2 separate regions of the Homo sapiens genome follow, and region 1 is linked to region 2. A link is a contact called in ENCODE Hi-C or POLR2A ChIA-PET data. All regions are on one chromosome and are shown on one strand. Each heading gives the region's core, a stretch centred on a gene start or an enhancer-like site at or near the end of the contact. The rest is flanking DNA. Distances are from core to core; before and after follow the strand shown.

The links. Hi-C counts contacts between places; a loop is a spot of excess contacts on that map. ChIA-PET counts read pairs that join two places held with the same protein, here RNA polymerase II (POLR2A). Pooled maps may share reads with other maps.
Region 1: a pooled map shows a loop between it and region 2 (3-fold over the local background). The contact joins two enhancer-like sites. A Hi-C loop is called at or near these places in 6 of 50 pooled maps. POLR2A ChIA-PET finds 5 or more read pairs at or near these places in 5 of 52 experiments (H1, Panc1, activated B cell and 2 more).

Annotation. Positions count from the first base shown.
Region 1 is chr20:47,575,456-47,578,155 of GRCh38, reverse strand. The region is part of intron 1 of NCOA3 (nuclear receptor coactivator 3); the gene reads right to left. Among named protein-coding and RNA genes, the nearest start is that of NCOA3, 75 kb to the right of the region's middle. Within about 2 kb of position 1,420, at least 25 of the 41 ENCODE cell types and tissues checked have a DNase peak (open chromatin) inside an H3K27ac peak, as active enhancers do.
Region 2 is chr20:47,262,182-47,264,881 of GRCh38, reverse strand. It overlaps ZMYND8 (zinc finger MYND-type containing 8), which reads left to right. Exons shown (of 23, transcript NM_001281775.3): 12 at 2,454-2,594. Among named protein-coding and RNA genes, the nearest start is that of ZMYND8, 93 kb to the left of the region's middle. Within about 2 kb of position 1,386, at least 8 of the 41 ENCODE cell types and tissues checked have a DNase peak (open chromatin) inside an H3K27ac peak, as active enhancers do.

The sequences.
Region 1 (2,700 bases), core at 171-2,670, 310 kb before region 2:
GCTATATAAACTTAACTCAGTTTAAGAATTTTTTTTTCCCATTACTTAGTCCATTATTGTATGTTCAATTAAGTAAAAATGTATTTGCTTCCCAGGAGAACATTGGTAAGACATTTATAACAATCTTTTTTAAATGCTATAATCTTCTTGATAAGGGAGTGGGGGACAAGGAATTATTTCAAATTACAGCATATGCATGTCTAGTAAAATAAAGACAGGTATTACCACATATCTTGTGATATATACTAGAAAGAATCAAGCTGACTTATAATGTATTCTACATATTTAATAAATTAAACATTTAGTTCTATACGGAATCAGCCTGAAAATTCATAATAACGCAGTGAAAACAGACGCCTTGGCTTCTGAAAACCTAGATTTTGTAAAGTCCTGCTTCTTGAAATGATCTTGTGTTAGATTTTAATTCGATTTCAATTAAATGCTTGCTGTGTATCTATTAGAATCAGGCACTGCACTGGCACTTGGAAATAAGCAAATCACAGTTGCTGCCATCAATTAATTAGGAAAAGGGAAGCAGGTATAAACAGACCTAAAGTTCCTAAAATGAAAGCTATGTTCATTCAGTAAGCATCTGCTAAGCATCCATGTGCCACATTGTGCTAGACACCATGGATAAAAGGAAGAATTAAAAAGACCAGAGTCCCATGAGAGTATAAGGAAAGAATAGAGAAAAACTACCCTGCCTTTTTCATGGGGTTGTTAACTGTTCAACACTATTTACATGTGAAAGCAAGACAAATCCAAAACCATTTATCTCAGCCAAAGGGGGAGGCATTAATTGTACAATTTCTGCAATTATGTCCAGAGTTGTCATAACCAAAATGCCATTTGAGTTTCTTCATAATAAAGGCAAAAGACAAAAAACCTTCTATGAAATGGCCATTTGTGTAAAAATTACATAGGGATACAGGAAACATAAATGGGGTAAAGGTAGCTAAAACTTAAAACTTATTTTTAATTCAAGACATCCAGGAAATTATGCCATACATTTTTGCTTATACAACGATACTATCCACTGATGAACAATGGAACTAAACTAGCCTAAATTTTTTTAAATTAGCTTTAGATTAAGGAGAAAACTTAAAAATCTGGTTGGCAGATTAGTATAAAAGGCCTGATATCTTTGGCTGAGTTGAATATTAGCTCTTATCCAATGGTTACCAAAACAGGCATTCAAGCAAGCCGCTTGCTTGCGCTTGTTCTGCCTCTCTCTCCCTGCCACTTTGGAAAAACTGCATGCAGTGCTGCAGGATCACACAAAATAAATACAGGAAAGAGGGTGGGAGAGTTGGGTGGGGAAGTGAGCAAAGCTCTGGGCTCCACCAGTGGAAGGCGTTCCACAAGAATTGCTACAGGGTCAAAAGTTTACAGTGGTTTCAATTTCACCTTTTAGCAGCCAATCAGGAAACACAGGCTGCATGCTGACCCCTCGGGCTGCAAATGAACATTAACTCATTGGCTACCAGGATTGCACATTTTCCTTTTCTTATAAGGCTTTCCCTTCTTTTTATTTTTTTTAAGGACAGGGGAGTGGAGAAGGCAAAGAACACAATAAGTTCAAGGTGACAATTTTATTCAAGACAATATATTTTAAACAGGTGTTTGAGGGGAGAAATGATCGAGTAATTATCTTCTTTCTTCTTGAAATCTGAGTTTCTTTAGCCTGTAGTATCTAACAAACCAATTATTAATGCTAGTATCAAGACAAAGAATAAATTTAGGCAGGTAAAGGAGATGGATTTTCCTCCATGAGGTTGCAATTCTATGAACAATTTATAGGATGGTAAAAAGATAATACTGGTTGTGTATCCAGTAAATGCTTTAAAAGTAACTCAGATAATAAAGACATCTAACTGAAGGATTTGCCTATACCCCAATTTTTTTATTTGCATAGTTTCCCTACCCTCTCCTCAAACCATTACTATACACAGGTAATGTTCCTCTATCCTTTTCATAATGTGGATCCACAGAAATGCAGGCAGAGCTCTTAGCTAAGGTTTAAATTTTTCTTTTCTTATATTTCAGTACCTGGGAGTAACTGTACAATAAACTCAGGAGTGAACCATTTGGCAGTAGGTACAACTGCTCCCTAACTAATTTATGTAAATTTCTTCAAATGCAGAAACCAATAAACTAATCCATTAAATAATATTTTCAACATTCTATATTTAACATTGAGCAAGTCTAAAATGAAAACCTCTACTACATACACCTTAACTGGACTACATTTAAAAACTAGATGCCTTTGAAGCACCACAGGATAAAAGTGAAATCGCTGTATTAACTGCTCTACTATTAAAATGATTAGTCAAATCCTAAATGAACACACTGTAAATTTGTAGTTAGCAATATTTCTCTCTTTGACACAATAGGTAGTTGAATTTTAACAGACTCATTGACTTAAATTTACCTTTACGTTTAGAATACCCTGTAGGCACCACCATTGCCTAAGAAAACGATTTCATGTAGGATATTAGCTCTTATCCAAACCAGCAAAGTAAGATACCAGTTATTTCTGAAAACGTGAAAGTAAGCAAATATACAGAAGTGTGTGACTTAATATAACTGCTGAAGGGTTCCAAAATAACTTCAGTGTTTAAAGTTTATATAGCAATATAATGTCAGTTAAGATAGTAAATAAACTCGATGCTGATAGTTTTTTCTTAATTCGACATTAAA
Region 2 (2,700 bases), core at 137-2,636:
TGTATTTTTAGTAGAGATGAGGCTTCGCCATGTTACCCAGGCTGGTCTCGAACTTCCGAGCTCAAGTGATCCTCCCACCTCAGCCTCCCAAGGTGCTGGGATTACAGGGGTGAACCACCGCACCTGGCATATTCTTGTTTCTTCGTGTAACAAACACTTCAGTTCTATGTCTTACAGTACCAGTGATAGGACTAGTAATAATATAGCAGCCCCCCCCAGTGAAGGAATGTGGCATGCCACGTGCTAGGCCAATTCTATTAATTCTTGCAGTAAAACAGATTTATTGTGTTAAAAACTTAATTATAGGCTGGGCACAGTGACTCATGGCTGTAATCCCAGCACTTCGGGAGGCTGAGGCGGGTGGATCCCTTGAGGCCAGGAGTTCCAGACCAGCCTGGCCAACATGGTAAAACCCTGTCTCTAGTAAAAATATAAAAAATAGCCGGGTGTGATAGCAGGAGCCTGAAGTTCTAGCTATTTGGGAGGCTGAGGCAGGAGAATCGCTTGAATCCAGGAGGCAGAGGTTGCAGTGAGCCGAGATTGCACAACTGCACTCCAGCCTGGGTGACAGAGCGAGACTCCATCTCAAAAAAACAAAAGCAAAGAAAACTTATTTCTTAAAACAATTTCTAATATTTATTGAGCACTTGCTCGGCGCCAATTGACATAGATCGACGACATTGATCCTCACTCCCTTATCATTCCCGGATGAGGAAAAGGATTCCCAGCTGCATGCCTACTCCATCCCTATGCGGCGTGTCAGTTTCAGCACTTTTGACGTTTGGGGCCAGATAACTCTTTCTTGTGGGGGGCCGCTCTGTGCATGGCAGCAGATTTAGCAGCGTTTTGGTCTCTAGCTCCTAGATGCCAGTAGCAACCCCCCACTCTCCTAAAATGTCTGGATGCAATGCCCAGTGTGCCCTGGAGAGAAGAATTGCTCATAGCTGAGAATCAGTGGTTCAGAGGATAACCCCAAAGCCCTAGAGGTTAATGGGGAAATAGAAAATAAAACCACTCTAATAGCAAACAGTAACAGAGTACTTACTGCATGCCAGGCACTGTTCAGATGATTGATTTAATCCTCACGGCAGCCTGATGAGATGTAGCTACTGTTATTGTCCCTTTGTATCATATTATTAGTGTCTCTCTTTGCTGCTGCCAGGAAGAGGGAGGCAGAGGTGCCAGTAACTGGCCCAGGGTTACACAGCAGGGCAACAGCTGAGCCGGGGCTTGAATCCACAGTGTCTGGCTTCTAATCTGTGCTTGAATCCAGGCCTCTTTACTTCTGGAGTCTTTCCCACTATATTACATTAACAGTAATGCAGGCAGGTCCTGGCACCAGAGCTGCCTAGCTTACTTGGATTCACCAGCCGAGTGGTATGTGAGTTTCAACACACTGAAGCCTTGTTCTGAGTTTTCTAATTTGTCAGGTGAGGAAACTGAGGCAAGTGCTGCCCACACAAGTGTCCCAGCACTTTCGAAGCCCCTGGGGAGTCTCAGTTCCTAACTCCAATTTGCCATCCACAAATTTCTTTCCAGCACCAGATCAACTCAGAATGTTTCTTGCTCATCTTGGAAGAGTTGGCTGTCATTGTTGTTAGTGATGCCTTTAGTCCCAGCTGTTTTTAAATGGGCCCAAGAGGCATTAACAGGACAGTCCCAGTACCATGGAGGGGCAAGGACAAAGGGGCAGGATTTGAAGGATCTTTAGGACGCTTGTTGGCCCCTATGAATGCTTGCTTTTTTAAACGTAAGTGGTTTATTGTCCTAACCCTGTGAAATGAGGCAGGGGAGAAGCAGGTCGTAGGTCATTTTAAGGTATTTTTAAAAGCCTTAGGCATAGGTACAGTTCTCTCTCCTCCTGTGAAAGTTTGAAATACAGTAAAGAAGGACATAATTTACCAACGTCTCCCTCACTCCATCTGGTACTGGGTTTGGCTTTACATAGCCTCAAGAACCTTTGAAATGGGAGCTGGAGATTTCCCAAGGGGCCAAGTTGGTCCCTGGCAGGTGCAGTGGCTGCGTGTGAGCTGGCCGTGGTGTCTTTCCACAAACAGATGATACGCATTTGTAAGCCTGGCTCCCGTTCTCCACATCTGGACCATGTGGGGGTTGGTTTAATCGCTATTTATGTTGAGATTTATATCCGTGAATGGGCCAAACCAATTTCAGTGGCAGCTTAGCCGATTTGTCTTAGAGCTTTGTGCTTAATAGAGTAACTGGGGAGACCTTCTTCATTTGTGGCTTTAACGGTTTCACATCCGGTTAAAGCCCTTTGCTGAAAATAAATGGCCAACCTGCTATGCTCCACCCCACCCCATTCGTGATACTGTAGCGGCCTTGCTGAAATCAAACACAATTTCATAATCTCTCCATTCTCTCCCTACACCACACCTACACGTTCTACTTGTTTATTTGTAAACCTGTCTTTTAACAATGCCATACTTTTTCAGCTTCACCAGCCTCCACCAAGACGGGACAAGCAGGGAGTTTATCCGGCAGCCCAAAGCCCTTCTCTCCTCAACTGTCAGCTCCTATCACGACGAAAACGGACAAAACCTCCACCACCGGCAGCATCCTGAATCTTAACCTGGGTCAGTCAGAATTTTTGCCAGTATCTTTCTGTGGCAACTGTGGATATTTTTGCAAATGACGTATCCTCTTGTGTATGTGGTTCTTGAACCTTCAACTCTTTTCTCT